Regions from separate parts of the Mus musculus genome. Here region 2 is linked to region 1. Evidence: chromatin loops called from intact Hi-C (ENCODE). Cell type or tissue: heart. All regions are shown on one strand. Region 1 holds the start of Cdh13 (cadherin 13). Region 2 overlaps Cdh13 (cadherin 13).

Region 1 (5,000 bases):
AGAGAGAGAGAGAGAGAGAGAGAGAGAGAGAGAGAGAGAGAGAGAGAGAGAACGCTGAAGCAGAGAGGGCCTCTTGAGACTTGGACTTGGCTGGCCTGCCATTGTTTCTTGTCCCCCACCAGTCCCATAGCCAAGTTCAAGGTAGAGCAGGAGATGCTGGTTGGAGTGAGATATTGAGTGTCACAGAGGGCTCTGAAGAAGTCTAGAACAGGCTTCTAGCTTAGGAAAAGTGGGTGATTCCCTGGCCAAAGAGAACTGAAAGATCGTGTGCCATCTTAGGCTGACAGCATGGTTAGTATCAAGACTCATTGACTAGTAGCATAGACTTCCTTCCATTCTGCCTTAGTATGTCCATTATATCCAGCAGCCTCCTCCAGTCACTCTGAGCTGTCTCTTCTCATAAAAGTGCCTATTTATTTTGCCATTATTCTGTTACCAACAATGGTCCAGGCAAAACTTGAAAAATGTATCTTGGCTATACTATACACCTATTGCTATCATGCATCCACGTGTGCAAATGCATACACATATCCCATGTTCCTGTGCACATACACACAAGCATGCACACATCCACAGCCATTTCTTCACTCTGGAATGTATTCAGCCACGTCATCCAAGCAGAGGAAATAGTCCCAACCCCTGGCACTCACAGGAGGCAGCTGCTGGCTGTTAGATGACCTGTCACTTCTCCGGCCAAGTTGAAGTCCCTTGAAAGGGTCTAAAGACAGTTTTCCATCCGTTACAGTGGTTGCTGAGGGCTGGCATAGAGGAGGCAGAGTGGGGACAGGTAGAGAGCTGTAGCTCTCAGGACTGGGCAGTATTGGCCACCATTGATCAATCCATCAGTGGAAAGTTCCCCACTAGGGTCCCCAAAGGAAAACAAGTGGAACCACATAAACAAAAGAAAAAATAGATTTTCTTTTTAGAAGCCTTTTATCATCAGAAGGAAATGATTTATTTTCTGTCTTGGTTGAACAAAACTCCATCCCATGTTTTAAGACCAAATCACATTTTCTGAGTATGGAGGGGGATGGACCGGGGGTGGGGGTGGGGGTGGGGGGAGAAGGGACCAAATCATATTTGGGCTTTGCAGCCATTCTTGGAGTGTAACCATGTTAGGAGTCCCATTCTACTGAATGGAAATTGAGACTCAGAGTGTCAAAGCTACTAGTTCAATGTAGGTGGATCCTGCAGGACCCACCCCAGCCCTTAGCCTGCTGGCAAGACTCTTCTGACCATTTTAAGCTTAGAGAGCCAGAGTCCCCCAAGTGTTTTTAGGAATACCTCAAGACTTGAGAACACAACTCTTCCAAGCATTGGTGAGTTTGTAGAAGAAGAGGCAAGGAAATAGTGAGGAACAGACATCCTTAGAGTCAAAACCCAACTGGAGCTTTCCTTCTGGAGAGCCGAAGCTCCCAGAACAGAAACCCAGGGATGCTAGCGTGGGATGGTCAAGATTCCAATTCACAAGCTGCACCTGTCTTTGCTGAAACCATCAAACCTGTAGGGCCATCTGTGTCTTAGGCCATCACCTCAGCTATGCATGTGTGTGATGGATTTGAGATCAGACTAGAGAACTGCTCTTGGCCAAGCCAAATCATCTCACTCATGACTTGGGGGTGGTGGTGGTGGGAGGCATAAATCTAACTAATGGCTTAATTAGTTCAAAAAACAAAACAAAAAAACCAAAACCTAAAACAAACCCATAGACCTGGGGATTTATAATGGGATCCGATGCCCCCTTCTGGTGTGTCTGAAGATAGTGACAGTGTACTCATATACATAAAATAAATAAATCTAAAAACAAAACAAACAAACAAAAACCAGTAAAACTCTAACACCACCAGGGTAAAGTCTGAAGGGCTGTTCTAAGCTGGGGGCTCTGGGATGGTCAGGGCCTCTGTTGTGACTACACTTTCTTCACATCTGTTTCTACACTGTCTTCCTGCAGATGCTTACCTGCGAATACTCCCCAGTAAAGGCACTTTGCACAAATGCTTCTGATCCCTATTACCAGGGAAACAAACCAGCCTGTCTGACAGTGGCCATGAAACAAACACCCCAGCCTTGCAGTGACACATGTCACTCTCAATCACAGCTCCTTGGCTAGATCTGGTCACGTGCTACACCCCAATTGGAAACAAGTCTAGCCCTGACATTTACTTAGAAGGCAGAAGCCTAGGTACATTTTGCGAGAGACACTAAGGATGATGGATTGGGGAGAGCGCATGAAGGCTGACCAAAGTATAAAGGCAGGACACCAACTGTCGTTAAGGGTATCTAGGACCCTCCCTACTCAATGAGTGGCCTCCCTGGGCAAGGCTGTTGTTATGAAGATAAGGGAAGACCTTTCGATTCTACCAGTGCACTGTTACCTTGATTACCCATCCTCTGAGCTGAGCTGTCCCCTCTTCCTGTCTCCTTGTCTATATTTGCTAACCTCTGGTCTCAGGGTAGCTGGCCTCTGGTTGACCAGATGACGGTTTTCCTGGAATAGAGACTAATAGAGAGATTTCAGATATCCTTATTTGGATCTCTGTAGACTCCAAGCTTGTCTGCTATCTCTGAGCAGCAATGTGGGGGACGGATTTCTGTACACATGGCTCTCACACTGTCCTCTTTATGGAATGCCATCTACTACAGGACATGTTTATGAAATTCTCAGGGCAGGTGGCGCTATTTAGGCGATCAGATGAGAACGGATGAGGCAGTGGTTTCCTCAATATCGTCTGTGGGCTCTCCGGATGGCATTGCTATCTGTAATGTGTGTAGTTGGCTAAAACAACCAAGCACCAGACATGAAAGCATTGTCACGAAGGCCCTTGGGGGGTGGGGGTGGGGGAGAATCACATGCAGTGACCTTATGGCCAAGGCGCAGACAAGGGAGGAATTTTAGAAAGCATGTCAGTTTGAGTGGGTGAGGTGCTCATTCAACGAGGTGCCGCTGAATCCGCAGTGTGACCTTAGGAGTTTTAGCCAGGAGACAAATGGAGACTCAAAGTCTGGGCAACTTGCTCTGAATAAAGAGCTGGGGTGTCAGCAGGCTAGTTCAGTTCCAGACTCTAGGGTCCTCCTTACCGTCTGCTAGTTCTTGATTGACTTAGCTATCTGCTCTTTGATACATACCAATCACTGTCTCATCATCCCAGGCCCTGTGCTGGCAGTTGAAATATTTCCCAAACCCACTGGCCTATTGCTCAGTGTCTCGCTGTGACAGATGCCACGTGATATATTGATACCAGTATTGAATGTAACTTATACACATTTTCTTTACTTTCTTTCTTTTTTTTCATTTATATATTTTTTTTTTTTGTTTTTTTGTTTTTGTTTTTGTTTTGTTTGGTTTGGTTTGGTTTGGTTTTTTTGAGTCAGGGTTTCTCTGTGTAGTCATGGCGGTCCTGGAACTCACTCTGTAGACCAGGCTGGCCTGGAACTCAAAAATCTGCCTGCCTCTGCCTCCCAAGTGCTGGGATTAAAGGCATGCGCCACCACTGCCCGGCTACTTATACACATTTTCTACAACAAAAATGGCATTCATTTTCTTTTTCATATTGCTTTGGCTACTAGGAAGCTCATTTGTCCAAATCACAGCAACTCGGTTGTAGTTGGAAGTTAGCGTTTTAGTTTTATAAACTTTTTTTGCGGTCCAAGTTTTCTATCTCAGATGGATAAATGCCTTTTATTGTAAAACCCATAAGTCCTCTCAGGAAGAAAGCTGCACGAAAATAAGGACTTTCCTGCCTTAGCTTTAGATCTCTTCGAGGGAAGAACCGCCTTATGTGTCCCTGTTTCTCTAATCTCCAACACTCCCCAACTCTAGGACTCCTTGAGCCATGGCTAGCACTGTTTCGAGCCCTTGGGAATAGCTCAGGGACTCTGAAAGGTCACATCCAAAGGGGGAAAAACAGAATTTTCTCAAGCCATGACTCACTCTGGCTTTGGTTCACGCTTGTGGAGTGTCGGCCAGTCCCACCCTCACCTGAGCAGTTAATAAAATCTATTGCTCCTTGATGGATTTTTCCTGCAAGCTAGAATTGATCTGTCCACTCTGTGATTTGTGGTGATGGCAGAAAAACACCAAACACCACCGGTGGCTGAGCCACTTTGGGGGCCGATGGGGGCGGGGGGGGGGTGAGGGGGAGAGGGCGAACGAAAAACAAAGCCAAAGAAATCTACCAGCAAGACTCTTAGGGCATAGAGGGCTGCGGCTGCGGGGGTCATTTTATGTGATTTATTGGGAATAAAGTGGATCTTATTAACATTTTAATAAAGAGAATCTTTTTTCGCAATGTGTTAGAAGTGGCTGCCGGTCCCGGGTGCAATTCCAGTTCCTAGGGAAAGTGGAATCAGTTGGCATTGCCCAGCCTGATTTGTGAGGCTGGGCACCAGGAGTCAAAAAAAAAAAAAAAAAAAAAGCCAACGTGCCGCCTCCTTGCTCGGAGGGGGCTCTCCCTGCGAGGTGCTCGCCCCTATCTGCCATGCAAAACGAGGGAGCGTTATGAAGGAATCCGTCTTGTAAAGCCATTGGTCCTGGTCATCAGCCGCTACCCAATGCTTTCGCGATGCTGCCGCTGATCTATTTGGGAAGTTGGCTGGCTGGCGAGGCAGAGCCTCTCCTCAAAGGCTGGCTCCCACGGAAAATATGCTCAGTGCAGCCGCGTGTGTGAATGCAAACGCCGCCAGGCGCTTCTTCTAGTCGGGCAAGATGCAGCCGAGAACTCCGCTCACCCTGTGCGTCCTGCTGTCCCAGGTAGGGAATGTGAGCCGCAGTCAGCGCGCTCCCACCAGCTTTCTGCATTCAGATCGCCCTGCTTGGTGATGGCCAGAAGCAATCGGAGGGACGCGGGGCTTCTGCTAGCCGCCGTGCAGATATACCCGGCTAGCTCAGATGCGAGGTCACCCTCAGCTCCGATCCTAGAGGAGCCTGGCTCCTCTTGCCGGCTAGTGTGTGTGTGTGTGTGTGTGTGTGTGTGTGTGTGTGTGTGCGCGTGTAAGCTCAT
Region 2 (5,000 bases), 780 kb after region 1:
TAGAAGCCCAAGTCCCAGGAGACAGAGATCGAAGACACGGTGCACGGGAACAGATCCAAGTTTCCAAATCAGTGAGGCTTCTCTGCCGCAGAGTAGACAATGCCTCCCACAATGCACCTCGATGTCCCGTGCCACGGTCTACTAAAAGCAGGTAGTTTCTACTTCTGCAAGGCTGACAGCGGCAGCCTGGGATTGAAGGGATAGATGAAGCTACGTTAAGGCTTTGCTGCCCCCACCCCAGGGATTCTTTTTCTTTTGTTTGTTTTAAGGTCCGAGGCATTTTTTATTTCTTATTCTGTTAGTAATTTTTAGTTAGTATACAAACTAATGGCTTCATGATGGCATGCTTATGCCTGTCGGTCTTTATATTAAAGTTCCTGTTCCTCTCCCCACTGTCCCTGCCTACACCCATACCCTCTTTTGCTGGTCCCATTCTGCCCCCAAAATATTATCTCCTGCTTTCATCTTCCATCACCTCTCCAACACACACACATATACACACCACACATGTTACACACACAGACACACAGACACAGCATACACATACACACTACACATGACACACATATACACACAGACACACATGCACATATACACATACATACATACATACATACACATAAACGCACACATATATACACAGACATACAGCACACATAAACAGACAAACATATACAGACACACACAGCACACATACACAGACAAACATACATACACAGACACATATACACATACACACACATACACACATGTACACACACATACTACACACACAACACTCAGACACATACTCACACACATACATACAGATATACACACATACACACAGAGAGACACATACACACCCTTAAATATACACACAACACACAGACAAATACACATACACACAGAGACACACACACACATATATACACACACACATATACACAGACACATACACACATATACACACATCCCACACACATGACACACAGACATATACACACACATACACACAGACACACAGACACATAAAACACATACACACAGACAGACACACACATGTATATACCCCCCCATACACACATGTACACACAGACACATCCACACTCATACACACATACACACACAGATACATCCACACACACAGACACACACACACATATGCACAAACACCACACCTTAAAATCTCACCTGTCCAGTCTCCCTCCTTGGTCTCCATCTCCTACTCAGGGACTCAATTCCCTTGCTGCTCTGACAGTAGGGAAGGGGTGATGTTCACATCTCCCCACAAATGATCTTCTTCTTCTTCTTCTTCTTCTTCTTCTTCTTCTTCTTCTTCTTCTTCTTCTTCTTCTTCTTCTTCTTCTTCCTCCTCCTCCTCCTCCTCCTCTTCCTCTTCCTCCTCCTCCTCTTCCTCTTCCTCTTCCTCTTCCCCTCCTCCTCCTCCTCCTCTTCCTCCTTCTTCCTAATGTATTTATTTTTTATGTACATGCATATGTGAGCATGGTGGAGGTATCTATGTGAATATGTAAATGGGGTGTATGCTCACAAGTGTGTGCCGTGCATGTGTCTGGGCAGGCCAGAGGAAGACTTTGGGTATGCTATGTTAGCACTCTCTGCTAACATATCCCTTGAGTTGGAGTCTCTTACTCATCCTGGAGCTGTGTTGTACCCAGTAAGCCCTAGTGATCCCCCTGCCTCTGCTGCACACACCTGGAACATTGTGTTCCTGATGCACATGCAGCCAAACCTAGCATTTTTAGTGTTTGCTGGGATCCCTACTTGGAGCCTCATGCTTGACAGCAAATGTTCCTGCCCATTGAGCCGTACCCCCAGTGCTTGCGCTCTCTCTCTCTCTCTCTCTCTCTCTCTCTCTCTCTCTCTCTCTCTCTCTCTCTCTCTCTCTCCCTCTCTCTCTCTCCCCACACCACACACACACTACAGACACACACACACTACAGACATACAGTGTGTTTTTGTTGATGATAAAGATAATCATGTTTCCCCCAGCCCTTCCTTTTATCATGAGAATTCAGAACAGGCTCTCCATCACTTAGCTAAGAAACACAGTTGGCTTTCTAGATCTCCTAGCTAAAGGTCCTAAGAAGCAGCTACAAGTTTTCATGAAGGAAGGAATATTTAGTGTTGACTTGAGAGCCTGTCTTCCCTGAAGTGTTAGCTGGAAAGGTGGGCAGTAGAGTGGAAGGGACTTGGGTCTGCAGAACAGCCAGACACCAAGCTTAGAGCCACCAGTCCCTGGGTATGCAGTGGTAACAGCCCCCAAAAGAGCACCTCTCTCCTTCTTGAAGTTTTGTGCTTCAAGCTTTGTGCTCAAAAACTTCCATGGAACAAAACATCTACCAGGGAGGTGTGACTTTCAGTTGCTTTTAAGGAAGCAAGTTTCCACCACTAGCCTTCATAGCCTCCAGCTTTGTAAACTGTCTTCAGGCATCCCTGGCCTTGGGCAGGGTAGGGAGTGGGGGTGGGGCAGAAAGTGGACACAGGCAGGTCACTAGATCTAGAAGATGGGAAGCCAAGCCCTGGAAGTGTGGAGAGAGGAACCATCTAACTCCGGAGCTGCTTTGTGCCTCTGTCCTCTTTGTCCTCCTCCTCCCCCCTCCCTTCCCACTTCCTCTTCCACCCCCCCCCCCCCCGTTCTCCTCCTCCTCCCCTCAGGAGTGGGAGTCAATGATAGAAGACCTTCCACTATCTAGCCAAACTCCGTGGACTCTAGTTGTCTCATATCCCGAAGAGTAACTGAATCAGAAATACGGTGATGATGTCATTAGGTCACGTGCCCTACCTGGAGTTAAACTAGGCTGCTTAAGCATTTAACAAAAGTGTGTCTTTGTGTATAATAAAAGGAGAGGATCTTGGTGGCCACCTTTAGATAGGCAAAACAATCTCCGTAGTGGTGCTTTACTGCCACCTGGTGGCCATATACCTGCATTGACGGGGTTTAGAAAGCCGGGAAAGGAATCTGTTCTACGACCCCCTCAAAACATCTAACAGTGTTTATGCCACAATATGCTTGATAATGGCGCCGGTGAGTTAATGTGTGCTGTGAACCACGGGAAAGCCTAATAATGCACAAGGCAAGGCCACTGGAGATGGTTGATCTGGGGAAGTGCTGAAGGGGTCATGCGTGCCAAGTCTTCTGTGCTTAGCTTGGAAAGAGTGGCTAGCTCCCTGTGAGCCTGGGCACAGTGGCCGCTGTTACTGTTGATAAGCCCCTCGTGGTTATTGCTACTTTTTTAGAATAACTAGGATTTTTGGAGGCAAGAAGGCAGGAATGAGTGGAAAAGATATCTTCCTCCGTAAGCTGCCCTGGGATACCAGCTCTGTGTTTCTGAGGAAGCTGGCTTTGGATGCTGGTTCTGTGTTCCTGAGGAACCTGGCCTTGGATGCTGGCTTCATGTTCCTGAGGAAGCTGGCCTGGACTACTGGCTCCATCTTTCTGAGGCAGGGGAGGCTCCAGGGAGCCTCTGAGGGAAGGACACAGGACAGAATCACTTAAGGTTATTGGTGGCCTTGGCAAGAACATGCGAAGACAGGATTCCTCGTGTGGAGAATGATGCATGGCAGGTGGGGTAGAGAAAAGACACAAAACACTCCTGGTTATGAACCTCCACAGCCCCGCAGCCCTGTGCTAGAGGGGACTGGGGTCTGTTTGTCAGACTTGACCACAGGAACAGAGACTGGCCAGTGGCATCCCTGTGAGCAGGTATCACTACTTACATGCCTCAAATAAAAACGATCATCTATAATGTGGTTTGCTCTTACAATACTCTAGAATGTTCTATAATAAGCCTTTCCAACTAAAATGTTTGTCCAATCCTTGGGGACAAAAATCCTAAATGCTTCCATGAGGCAAGAGCTGGTCCATAAAAGCACAGAGAGACCGATCAGCGAAATGCTTGCAGCACAAGCGTGATGACCCGAGTTGTCTCCAGCACTCACACAAGAGCTAGGAGTGGTGCTGTGTGCCTGTGAGCCCCACTCTGGGAAGGTGGGAACGTGGGGCTTCCTAGGGCATAACCTAGTTGGTGGGTTCCAGGCTCAGTGACAGATCTTGTCATTCACAAAGAAGTTAAAGAAGGGTGGAAGTGGCTAAGGAAGCCATTGCCAACTCCTGGCTCCCATATATCTGTCCACCACAAATACAAACACACACTTATGCACTCAACGTAAATGGTGGCGTAAAGGGAACAGTACAAATCCAGTGACATTTACCAAGAAGTCCAGTGCCACAGAAGCCACGCCCACTGGGCAAGAACATGTGGCTGGCAGGGCCCGGAACACATTTTGCCGCCGTCTGAGGCTGTTGCTCAGCTCTGACTGGAAGTGGGGGTGCTGTTGACTTCCAGGTAATATGCTTGGTCTGTCAATAGCTCACTGTATATCAAAGAGAAGTTCTCTCCTGTATTCGCCACACGCGTATCATCTAGTCCGTGTTTCTCATCTACTAGAGTTTCTTTCCAAGCCTTTATGAGTTCAGGGGCTCAGTATCTGGTTCTTACATCATCCTCCTTGTATGCAGGGTTCACCCAAGAACCCATCCCGCTGATATGTCTCCAGAGAGACAGTGAGCTTAAGTGTGACCTTCATCTCATTTACATGAGATAGATGACCCATGCATGCTATGTGTCTTTCTGAGTCTGTGTTCTTTTGCTTAATATGGTTAGAAATAGACACATGCCTCAGAACCTGGTGAGGTGACTCAGCCAATGGAGGGCAATCGAGGGAGACATCCGACCTTCACCTCCGGCCTCCATGCACAATAGCACACACATGCTTAGGCATTTGTGTGTGCTCTCACAGGAACACACACACACACACAGTAAGTCAATGTAATAGAGGTTAAGTACTACACTAAATGGGGGAAAACTCAAAGCATTTGCTCTGATATCAGGAACATGGATAAGTGTCCCCCATCTCCATCTCACTCCACGTAGTCGCTGACATCTTAGCTAGAACCCTGACATGGGGAATAAAGTAAATGGTATACAAATAGGAAA

Evidence for each region. Hi-C counts contacts between places; a loop is a spot of excess contacts. Peaks named below come from ENCODE experiments on the same cell type or tissue, not always from the same donor. Only the 100,000 strongest peaks of a DNase experiment are listed, where the experiment ranks them.
Region 2: a loop joins it to region 1, with 3 times the contacts of the local background. A loop is called at or near these places in 7 of 42 quality-filtered maps.

The regions. Positions count from the first base shown.
Region 1 is chr8:118,279,149-118,284,148 of GRCm38, forward strand. It overlaps Cdh13 (cadherin 13), which reads left to right and starts at 4,463. Exons shown (of 14, transcript NM_019707.5): 1 at 4,463-4,750. The coding sequence starts at 4,706. All of the region lies in intron 2 of Gm51555 (a long non-coding RNA gene), which reads right to left. In heart, a CTCF peak has its summit at 2,669; a DNase peak (open chromatin) is centred at 4,593; H3K4me3 peaks cover 1,105 bases; H3K27ac peaks cover 559 bases.
Region 2 is chr8:119,061,829-119,066,828 of GRCm38, forward strand. All of the region lies in intron 6 of Cdh13 (cadherin 13), which reads left to right. Among named protein-coding and RNA genes, the nearest start is that of Gm31893, 6.9 kb to the left of the region's middle. In heart, a CTCF peak has its summit at 2,917 (motif pointing left); no DNase peak of the experiment used is centred here; H3K27me3 peaks cover 661 bases.